Linked DNA regions of Homo sapiens: regions 1, 2 and 4 are each linked to region 3. The links are chromatin contacts, found by Hi-C or POLR2A ChIA-PET in ENCODE. All regions are on one chromosome and are shown on one strand. The core of a region is the stretch at or near the end of the contact, and the rest is flanking DNA. Distances in the headings are between cores, read along the strand shown.

Region 1 (2,700 bases), core at 142-2,641, 8.2 Mb before region 3:
CAAAGCACGTCTTACTTTGTCAGGAGCTTACTCTACTCCAGTCTCATCTCTTCTCACCAACTGAGGAGTGCTTAGTAGTGCCTGGAACATTGGAAGTACTGAACAAATGACTGCCGTCATTGAGACCTCAACTTTAATTTTTTTTCGGCTTCTTTATTTCAAAGTCTTCACTGCAGAAACCTCTCATTCTGACCTGCCTTTGCTTTACTTCCTTTTCTCATTCTCAACCAAGAGTTCTCTCTTTATCTACAAAAGAAAGAGTGACTTGCAATCTGCAGATAAGGAAACTGATGTCCTGGTTATAAAGTTATCATGCAGAAATAATTCAAGTATACTAGAATTTTATGGATGGTGCACTCTAGGTGGGTAATGAGGTCTAGAAGAGAAAAGATATACAACATCAAGCAGGTGCCCAAGAAATGGTAGGTCCCTTTCTCCCTTCCTGCCTCCTCATTTTTACAGATGAGGACATTTTTACAGAAGCCCGAATAGATAAGTAGTCACAATCATGTTCTAAGAAAAACAAAAAAAAGGTGGCGGATGCCGTATTTTATTTTTCGTCATCACTCTCCTTTTCCTGCTGCTCATTCAGTTATGGTTTCATGACCCATATAATAATTCCACAAGGCTCACCAATGTTATCTGGCACCTGCTAGAGAATAGATATAGTAACAGAGGCAAATATTTTGGTGAAGTTTAACAGTTGTGTTGCCTTCTAGAATTTCATTGTATCTGATGTGCAAAAACAAGCAAAACATTGTCGGTTAAGTATCACAATCTCATAATGGAGATGAGCACTGATTCTTAGGCCTTGGCGTAGTTCAGGGCCTATCCTTTAGCAGCTAAAAAGAGCACTTTGGCTGTAACTCATTGGAGTCTAGTCTCATAATGTTAGGATATTTCTATTTAAGTCTTAACCACTATTGGTAGCAACTGGAAGGATAATCATTCATTACAATAAATAGTCAACAGAATAAATATCCGACAAGAATTTACGAAGCGTCTAGAGTATAATTCGGTAGCGCTTTGAAATCCACCCTGGGATTCGGAAACCGGGTAGAAAACTACCTGGTTCAGCAAACGAGAATTCAAACAGAGGAGGGGCTTGGAGGAGGCGGGTTTCGACGAACCCAGCGCAAGAGTACGCCACGGCGCCTGCGCATCCCCTGACGGGTACTTTCCATTCGCCAGATGGGGGAAGCCAGGGGGAAGCAGGTTACTGTTTTTGCATTTCTATCTTCAAGGAAGAATTAGGTTATGAATAGTTCCGTGAATAGTCAGGAAGCGCTGTCCTCCAAGTTCAAGATTAAGGAAACGTGGCATGCACAGCTAAAGCAAGAGGTGACGTCTTGTATCTTCCCCCGTTTCCTGGGACATTGGTGGTGTAGCCCATTCCACAGACTTTCGCTCCCTAGCAGCGGGTCGGAGATCGAAGGAACGGGCCAATTGCGGCTGAAACGTCTTTGGAAGGAGGAAGGGGGTGAGGGAGCATCCCTTTGAGTTTCGCCTCTTCTCGAGGCGGTGGTGGGAAGGGAGACATACTTAATACTGCCCTCTTAATCCAACGGACCTTACATCGTGTAGACTGCCGGGAGGGCGGCGGGAAAAGGGCAAGACGGGAGTTGGGGAAGGGAAGGAGCCAGGAAGCCGCGCGGGAGGGCGCGCGCGCGCGCCCCTTTTTCAGCAGTGTGGCGGGGTCGCACGCACGCCCGCCTCGGCGGCTGGGCGCGATTTGCGACAGTGGGGGGGGCGGTGGAGGTGGCGGCGGCAGCGGCAACTTTGCGGCAAGCTCGGGCCGGGCTTGCTTGACGGCGGTGTGGCGGAGGCCCCGCCCCAGGCGGCAGGAACCTGGAGGGAGGCGGAGGAATATGTCCGAGAGGGAAGTGTCGACTGCGCCGGCGGGAACAGACATGCCTGCGGCCAAGAAGCAGAAGCTGAGCAGTGACGAGAACAGCAATCCAGACCTCTCTGGAGACGAGAATGTAAGTGCAGCTTCTGGCAGTTACGAGACTGCGGAGTGAAAGTTTTAAATTCTTTTAAAACGGGGGGCGCGGGGACGAGCGGGCTGCTGTGGGGGGAGGGAGAGGTGTCACTCAGGAAAACGCGGGCGTGCGGGAGAAAATTGAAATTGCCTACGGGGATTTTGATGTGGGGCCGAGAGCAAGCAGGAACTAGGCAAAGGAGAGTGGTTCTAGTGATTGCGTGGGTCTGAGAAGTCTGCCCTGAAATCAGTTTGCATGTGATGGGGAGTGTTTTGGCCTTTGGGGGGATTTAAGGGGAGAGTGCGGGTCTGAGATTCTAGTAGTTTAAAAGGCACGTTAGAGACTTTTCTAAGAAAGTTGGAAGGACGGGGCAGAGTTAGGGACCCTGTTAAAGGAGCGTAAGGGTTGTCACTCTAAGACCCTTGTGGAATTTTCAGGATGGAAAGTGATCTTCGATTTGCGGAGTTTGGGAGACTTTATTAAAGGGGGTTTTGTGTCCGCCTCCGTCCTGTCCGCGGAGACCGGGTGCGCCTGAAGGTCGCCTTTTCTGTAGGAGGAGCCGAATTGAGAGGATCGATTTTTGATTTGGGGGTGGGGAGTGACTACCTTTGAGGAAGTAAGAGTGGGTGATTTCTTCTTTGAACGTTTTTACTTAAGATAAAGGTGAGGGGGGTGGCGACCTGGAAGATTTTGGGCAACAGTGGTATAGGCAGATGTA
Region 2 (2,713 bases), core at 183-2,682, 8.8 Mb before region 3:
GTGGCAGGAGCCTGTAGTCCCAGCTACTTGGGAGGCTGAGGCAGGAGAATGCTGTGAACCCAGGAGGCGGGGCTTGCAGTGAGCCGAAATCACACCACTACACTCCAGCCTGGGTGACAGAACGAGACTCAGTCTCAAAAACAAAAAAAAAAATCAGCTGATCAGCTGGGCGTGGTGGCACACGCCTGTAATCCCAGCTACTCTGGAGGCTGAAGCAGGAGAATCGCTTGAACCTGGAAGGCAGAAGTTGCAATGAGCTGAGATCAGGCCATTGCACTCCAGCCTGGCCGACGAGAGCAAAACTCTGTCTAAAAAATAAAAAATAAAAATAAAAAAAAGACTAGGAATTTTCCTTCTTGTACACCTTCGTGAAAATAAGTCTTTCTATTTGTGCAAGTTTAGAAACTGCAATTACAGACTTCTTGGCACTATGGAGCCTAATGGTCAAGCAACCCTGCAATGGAGAGACAGTATAAAAATTATCTGGACAATGCAACACTTTATCACTTGTTCAGAAATTTGAGAGGATGAGAATAATTAAGATTTCTGATAATGTGTTATGATCATGTATTTATTGCTACAGTTAGTTATATATTTTTTGGCACAATGTTTACCTGCTAATCTTAATGGAGTTAAGATAAAATTCAATTGTAGGCATTTTTCCCTTCTATTGGGTTAATTAGTCCAAGCGAACTGAGCAAAGGTTGCAGGGAGCCCCAGCATGGCTGAGGAAGACCTGGTGAGGCATCCACTGGCTGCTGGGAGGAGAGCATTAGAGGTACCTTCTGAACAGCACTGTCCAATAGAAATATAATGCAAGCCACATATATAATTCTAAATTTTCTAGTATTTATACTTAAAAAGCAAGAAGAAATAAGATGACTTTCACCCAACACTGCTTCCAAATAAGCAGTACTCTGGAGAACACGAGAAATCCTCAGAAAAATAAGCTGCAGCTCTGAGGTGCTGATTATGGTAGGGCAATCAATACAGATCAAAACATGGCACAGGGAGCTTAAGTTCCTAGGGAGAGTAGAAAATCGATAGAGCCAAGAAATAGCTCACCTTTGACTTATTTTTAACCTGAGTAGCTATCATATGCCAAGAGCTGTGCAGTTTTCATTTACCCCATGCCAAGAACGTAAGTAGGCTCTACTGACCAGGAAGTTAAGTAATATGCCCGAGGTACGTTTTCAATGGAAGAGGCTGACTGAGGGTCACCCAACTTATATCTCGAAATTTCACAATTTCTACAAGTTCTGTCCTGGGAGGCAAGAGTAGGTGAAACGAGCACACTCTACGCCAGGCAAACAAACCTCAACGCTTAGCCTCCCGGCACCTCCTAGGGCCGGAAGCTTCTCAGCCCAAAGCCGCTGCTGGCTGCAACCTCCGTCCCGCAGTCCAATTAGCAGCCGCGACCCGGCGCCCGCCCACGCCGCGTCACGAGTCAGCCAAAGATGGCTGCGCCCAGGTAATTTGAGCAAAGGCCACAGTGAACTCCGGCGTGGCTGAGGAAGGAGGAGGCACCCACAGGCTGCTGGGAGGAGAGCATAAGGTACTGGTATTCCGGGGGAGGGGGTGAAGTAAATGTCCCGGTGTCAGGAGAAGCACGACGCGGTGACACGCTAGCTACCAGCAGCGCTGCGCGTAAATGAGAGCAAGTAGAAGTGTAGTTAGCTCTTCCTGCTGTCTTTTCACTTTGCACTCTAGAAGGAAAGACCTTATATTTAAATTAACTCAGTAGAAAGGAGAAATGCCTGAGATTGAATTTAATCCCAGGTTTACTGTCAATTTACAAGGTGACCACGGCCAAATTTGATTTTCAGAGGTCCCACTTTACTTCTCTTTCAGATAGGCCCCACACTGCCTATCTCTCAGAGCTCTTCCAAGAATGACATGAGATAGGTAACACAAAAATCTTTCGAAATATTTGTAGTTTTTACAGGCGGCGTTGTCTTTGATAGATATTTGTTATTAATATCGGAGACAAAATGCCCACAGGGGCTGCCCAGTCAGCACTTATACTGAATTGAGTGACTTAATTGCCCTCAGTACAATATATACATACTAAATTTGATTATATATTTCACCACCCCATACACAAAATCATTCAGAGCTCCTGTACAGCAGAGATTGTGTCTTATCATCTTATCGTAGCCAAGGCCCTCAAAAATTTGACTACCAGAAACCTAGACATAAATTTCTAAGGCTGCTTTGTACTTATTAGGTTAGCTTTAAGTCTAGAGATATGGAATGTCAAGGTAATCAACATTTCCAAATGACCTCTTATCGATATAAAACAGGTAGCAATAAATATTTAAACGAGTGCCTGTAATGTTGTAGGAAATGAGAAAATCTGGTTTCATAAAAGCATGTTTTCCTTTGTTGTTATCCCTGAACTGTTTTTTTTTTTTTTTTTGTAGACCGAGTCTCGCTCTCACCCAGGCTGGAGTGCAGTGGCGAGATCTCGGCACACTGCAACCTCCACCTCCCAGGTTCAAGCGATTCTCCTGCCTCAGCCTCCCGAGTAGCTGGGATTACAGGCAGCTGCCGCCGTGCCTGGCTAATTTTTGTATTTTTAAAAGACAGGGAGTTTCACCATGTTGGCCAGGCTGGTCTCGAACTCCTGACCTCAGGTGATCCGTCTGCCTTGGCCTCCCAAGGTGCTGGGATTACAGGCGTGAGCCACTGCATCCAGCCTTTGTTTTTCTTA
Region 3 (2,700 bases), core at 1-2,500:
TTAGCTTCCAGTTAACAAACAGATAAATATTTAAAACATTCCAAATACCCTTTTTGATGACTAATATTTCTGTTCATAAACAGGTTCCTTATTTACTGCTTATTAAATAAGTTTTCTTTTACTGTGATCACAGTTGACGAGCTTTAGAAACCCCAAATAACAAGGGATTCCAGAAGTCAGGTGCTTACAGTGCATCTGCAGTACTCATTTTTATGGTCAGTCAAGCTCCTCTGGGACCAGGTTCTTCTCCAAGAACCCCTGGGTACTGTACTCAAATGTCAGAAAATGCACTCGATTCCAAATTCTAGAAATTCTAAAAACAAAATTACATCATAAAACACATTTTTTAAAAGCCTGCACGTATTTAACCAACATGATTTACGCTGCACAAGGTACAGACGTCTTAATTAGACTGGCAAATTTAGAAGTCTCATTTTCATCTAAGCACCCACTATACTTTTTTTTAATGAACTGAGCATAGAAAATAATATATCTCCAGTGTACATCCTGTTTCCTAGTTTCACCAAGATGATTAAACTCCTATTTTCCTTTCCCGTGCTCTTATGGGAAATTAATGTATGCTAAATAAATGGGCAGAAAGGGTCACATACGGTTCTGGTTCAACACACAAACAACTCTAGATGTGCAGATATTTTTAAGTTGCACGCATAGGTTACTCTGGAGAACAGAGGCAATCCTGTATTTCCTATTCAAACCCCACGATTTTTTTTAAAGGACCTGGCTAGTTTGGAAAAGGGAACGGGCCCGCGTTTAAAGCGAGTGTAAATAAACAAACACGTGGTCTGCGGAGGAACACCTTTAAGCACCAGCAGGATGACTGAAAATAGCCAGGTTTGGGGAAGAGTGGCTGCCACCGCGAGACAACCCCCACCACATCTGGAGCTCCAGATTCCGTCGGGATTCCAAGCCTCAACACGCCCTCACCGCAGGGAACCTCGGAATCAGAACGCTGAGCCCGCCAGGACCCCTCCCCTGCCCACTCGGCCCGCTCTTCCCGAGGTTCCAGTTAACTCTGGGCTTCCGCCTGGGAACCTGCAGAAACAGGAGACGAATGCGATTCCTAAATTACCCCACTGCTGGACTCTTCGAAGCCCCACAATCGCGACCCAAGGCTGTCTTCTTTTCGGGAAGAAAGGGCAGGATCCGTGAAAAGAAAACAACACGGTCTGAACTTGCCTCTGAGAACCCGCAGGGCCGTAAACCTGAATTCCGCGGGAGAGAACGGCGTCCGTTTCTCTCGCGACACTTCATGGATAACGTAGATGCTTCAAGTCCAGTTCGGCTCTCATTGGCTACCGCACGCAGTGAGGGGGCGGGGAAAGTAGCGGCGAGGCCCCGCCCTCACGCAGGAGCCAATCCTGAGCAGGCTAGGAGACGAACCCGGAAGTGAGATGCAAGGCGGCGATTTTCCCTTCTGTCAGGTGGGTTGTTATTCCCTGTCCCGGACCTCGCTTTTTGATGGACCGGCGCCATCTAAGAACTCCTGAGCCCGTGGGGGTGGGTAGCCTGTGGACACAGGCCGAGCCCTGCAGGTCAGGCCGCTTCGTGGTCCCCAGGTAGGACCGAAGCCGCTTCTCCGCTCTTGGCTGTTTGGAAGGCCGCAGGCGGAGCTCACGGGCCTGTGAGCTCCCGGCTGGTGGCAGAGTGCCGGAGCTGGATCCCCTCTCCCTCCCTCCCAGTCGCCAGACCCTCTACAGGTGTCGCCCCTAGGTCCTTGAGTTCAGCACATCTGCACTGCTTTGTGCTGAGAGCAGTAAGATGTATAGTGCAGCGAAAAATAATGTAGAACTTTTGAATTAGAACGTCTGCCCTTTCAGTTCCATTGAAGGGTCCTTGATCTAGGGCAAGTTGTTTTAATCTATCTGAACCTCCTTCACCAGTAAGGTTTATAGCCCCGCCTATCACTGAGTTGTTTGTAAGGAGTTGACATAGTTCGGATCTCTCTCAAAATAGGATATGCCCTTTAAGTTAGGAAACATACCCTGACATTCCTGATGGAATATCAGGAATATCATCATCAAGTCATCAGTTTTGTTTCTTAACTGTAAGTCGGGTAGATGCGCCTAGGCTTGGCTTTTTAAACTAAATATACCAGTAAAATTTTGTACATAATTTTTTGTATCTGGATCTGTAAACTCAAAATTTATATAAAGGGAGTTTTTATTGAAAGGAAAAGCATGTTGGGGGAGAGGGTAAGATCTGTGGTATAAGGTTACTATATTTGATATAATTACAAGTGAACTTTTATTTATTAGCATCTGTTAAGTGTTTAATGAATTGATGTATGGTCATTTTTGTGTTGCAAGGTTCAGGAATTAGTTTGAGAATCAAAGAAAAAGTGGAAGCTCCAGGAGAATTAATAAAACACAGAGCAATTCTGATTGGATATCTCTGATTCCAAGGGTGTCTCTGATTGGGTGACTGAAAAGCCGGATTGGCCTTAGGAATACTTTAGTAAAATTCTTACATTTTACAATAAAGTAACAGGACCAGAAAAGTTACTGGACATGAGTAATACATTTAAACTTGAGTTTAGTGCTATTGCCACTAGTAATAAAGTTTAATACCACATTAAGATTGTATACTGTTAAACTTGTGAGATTAGGTATCAAGAAATCAGTATCTTGGGGTTATGCCTAACTCTGGAACTTCTCAGAATCCATTCCAGGCAAAATCAAG
Region 4 (2,873 bases), core at 22-2,521, 8.8 Mb before region 3:
ACTCCACCGACACCTTATCCTTGTCCACATGGAGACAGACTCCTCCCGCCGAGTCGTCCTCTTCCAGCAGGTCCTGCTTCTGCTTTCCCACCGGCAGAGCGTAGTCGTGGTCACCGGCGGGCGAGTCTCTGAAGAGCGAGGTGGTCAGCCGCAGTCCCACGCCGCTCAGCCGGCTCAGCAAGCGAGCCAGTCCAGTCTCGTTGGCTAAGACTGCCCGTAGGTAGCGACTCTCCTCCTGCAGTGCCTGTACGCGTTTGCCCAGCTCCCGATTCTCGGCCCGCAGCTCCTGGTTCTCGGCTGCCAGACCCCGGACTCGACTCTCCAGCCCCATCACGTACTCCTTCTTCTTCAGTCGATTAAGGCGGGCAGCGGCCGCCGCCGCCTTCCGGGGACTCTTTGTCGCCGCCTGGTTGTTGTCGTTACCGCTGCCGCCACCGCCGCCTCCTCCTGGGGACTTTCTCCGCCTCTTTTCGGCGCTGCCACTGTCACTGCTGCTGCTGCAGCCTCCGATACCGTTTAACAGCCTTTGCAGCAGGTCAGAGAAGCGCTGCATTTCAGCAGCCGCGGCCTCATCGTCATCGTCCCCTCTCCACAGGCCGCCGCTATCCGAGCCTCCGCCAGACGAGGAGAGAGGCCCCGGCGAGCTAAGCCCGGGGTCCAGGTGCCAGTCCGGTTGCCTGGGGTCCAGGAGATCCGCCAGTTCCAGCCCAGACAGAAAGTCCATATCCTCCGTCTCTTCCCCCGGGAGGCTGGCGATCGCCTCCTCCTCCATCTCCTCGGGGGAGGGCGCGCGCACGGCCACGCCGCCGCGGCTCCCCCTCCCGGCTTCCAACTCTCCTTCGTCGCCAAACTGCTGCTTGCGGCCGGGAGATCCGGCCGCCGCCGTCTCCTCCTCCCCCGCTGCAGCCCGGGTCAGGTCAGAGGGCAGCGAACAAGTTGCAGCCGGCTCCGGGCTCTCACTGCGGGTTGGGGAGTTGCTGCCCGAGGCTGCCAGCAGCTTGGTCAGGCTATGCCTCATGAGGGCCAGCGGCGGGCCGCGGTAGGCCCCGGCCGCTAAGAGTGGGCCTCACGGGCCCCAAGGATCCCAGGCCCCAGGGCGGGTAGCCCCCGGCACTGGCCGAAACGAAATGCAGGGAAAGGTCCGAGTCGCCTCCCGCCTCACTTGGCTAGTCGACCCCCCGCGCCAAGGCGCGGGGAGGGACGGGAGAACGAAGCGGTGAGGCCCTGCGATGACTCGACCGCGCCACCCAGACAACGGCGTAGCCGGAAGTCAGTGGTTTTCGCCCCAGTCCCGCCCACCGCGTTTCGCGCGCCACCAGGCCGTAGTGTCGCGAGATTTCAGGGTGCTTTAGAGTGGGAATAATTCCAGCTTTCTAGTGATGTCATAATAACAGCGGCAAAAATAACAAGTCTCTAGATTTATCCACCCTAATTCAATACCACCCAATACCCAGACTCAACAGTTCAACACAACATTTTGCTATATTTGCTTTATCTTTACATAAATGCTTGTAAATTTTTTTTTTGCTGAATCATCCTAAAGTTGCAGATGAGACACCACACCCCTGCGTACTTCAGTGTGCATCTCTAAAAATAAGGACTTTTTTTTCATAATCATAATACTATTACCAAGTCTTCAGAAAATTAACAATCGTTTACTAATACTATTTAATACCTGGGCCATACTAGATGTCCTCAGTTGGATAATGGATATGCTAGTTACCCTAACCTGATCACTACATTCCATATGTATAGAAATATCACTATGTACCCAATGAATATGACAGTTATTATTTGTCAATTAAAAAAAATTAAAACCAAAGCAAAATGAATGTAGAATACAACATTGCTTACAAAAATTGTCTTCAGTTGTTCTTGCCATTTTTGTAAGTAGATGTTTTCACTTGAGCCAAAATCCAATCAGTACTGACTTACTGCATTTGGGTAACAAACAAACAAAAACTCTGACAAATAGAGCCAGGAAAGGCTATGAAGAGAGGGTACTCATGCTTGTATGCCTGAAAACAAAGACTGTAAAAACCACAACGTTGCACAAAGACCATCACGACCTTATACAAAACCTCTGCAAGGATGTCTGCCCAGAAACTGCCTGTCCAACCTTTAACTGACGTCACCCTTGTTATTGACCTTTGTAGCTAAGATAATTAGTTCAAAACAATGTGTAACCATCCTCATTTTTTTTTCCTTTAAAACTCTTTGTCTTCCTTCGTCTTCCTGAATACACACATAGTTTACTATGGCATGCGTTTTCCCACTGAAATGCTCCATTCTCAAAACATGTCTTTTATTTTAGAGACCTTTTCTGTTTGTTATTTAGGTTCACATCCCACAAGGGATTTCAGATTTGAAGCAGTTTACAAATACAGATATTTAGGTTCACATCCCACAAGGGATTTGAGATTTGAAGCAGTTTACAAGTACATTAGAATATAGTAAAACAAAACATTTTGAATTTTTAAAAAGCAAGGCCAATAAAAGATGAACTAGGAAGAGAAGGATTTCTGAAAGGGGAAAAGGTTAATCTTGGAATTGGATGGATGCAATATCTTACTCAGTTGTTTGAATTGGGCTAAAAATTGTTTCCTGACAGCCCAAACAAAAAAAGAGAAATGAATTTTCCTTTGTTCATGAGTAAAATATACATGAATTCTTTAACTGCTCTTCTAGTTCTTAAATCTTAAAGAAACTTCTCTATAGGATACTGAATAATGTAGTAGATATCCTCGAGGATAGCTGCTTCTATACAGTATTTCTTAGAGACACAGAAAGCAAGGTCCAGGGAAGTTGAACACTGACAGGTCCCAAATATTGAGAAACGTGCCTGGTACTGCATAGGCTTCAACAAATATTGA

What was found. Hi-C counts contacts between places; a loop is a spot of excess contacts on that map. ChIA-PET counts read pairs that join two places held with the same protein, here RNA polymerase II (POLR2A). Pooled maps may share reads with other maps.
Region 1: a loop to region 3 is called in a map of CD8-positive, alpha-beta T cell, with 10 times the contacts of the local background. The contact joins the promoter of EED here to the promoter of MRE11 in region 3. A Hi-C loop is called at or near these places in 2 of 168 maps with a recorded cell type or tissue (CD8-positive, alpha-beta T cell and naive thymus-derived CD4-positive, alpha-beta T cell) and 5 of 50 pooled maps.
Region 2: a map of CD8-positive, alpha-beta T cell shows a loop between it and region 3 (7-fold over the local background). The contact joins the promoter of TMEM126A here to the promoter of MRE11 in region 3. A Hi-C loop is called at or near these places in 1 of 168 maps with a recorded cell type or tissue (CD8-positive, alpha-beta T cell) and 2 of 50 pooled maps. POLR2A ChIA-PET finds 5 or more read pairs at or near these places in 1 of 52 experiments (GM12878).
Region 4: a pooled map shows a loop between it and region 3 (6-fold over the local background). The contact joins the promoter of CREBZF here to the promoter of MRE11 in region 3. A Hi-C loop is called at or near these places in 1 of 168 maps with a recorded cell type or tissue (CD8-positive, alpha-beta T cell) and 3 of 50 pooled maps. POLR2A ChIA-PET finds 5 or more read pairs at or near these places in 1 of 52 experiments (GM12878).

What each region holds. Positions count from the first base shown.
Region 1 is chr11:86,243,362-86,246,061 of GRCh38, forward strand. EED (embryonic ectoderm development) reads left to right here and starts at 1,392. Exons shown (of 12, transcript NM_003797.5): 1 at 1,392-1,982. The coding sequence starts at 1,869. RefSeq lists enhancers at 845-1,375, 1,376-1,904.
Region 2 is chr11:85,646,535-85,649,247 of GRCh38, forward strand. It overlaps TMEM126A (transmembrane protein 126A), which reads left to right and starts at 1,433. Exons shown (of 5, transcript NM_032273.4): 1 at 1,433-1,555. RefSeq lists enhancers at 1,194-1,243, 1,414-1,683.
Region 3 is chr11:94,492,594-94,495,293 of GRCh38, forward strand. It overlaps MRE11 (MRE11 double strand break repair nuclease), which reads right to left and starts at 1,251. Exons shown (of 20, transcript NM_005591.4): 1 at 1,198-1,251; 2 at 189-313. The coding sequence starts at 208. It overlaps ANKRD49 (ankyrin repeat domain 49), which reads left to right and starts at 1,391. Exons shown (of 3, transcript NM_017704.3): 1 at 1,391-1,442. RefSeq lists an enhancer at 1,601-1,690.
Region 4 is chr11:85,663,858-85,666,730 of GRCh38, forward strand. It overlaps CREBZF (CREB/ATF bZIP transcription factor), which reads right to left and starts at 1,272. Exons shown (of 1, transcript NM_001039618.4): 1 at 1-1,272. The coding sequence starts at 1,018. RefSeq lists enhancers at 1-135, 246-535, 806-855.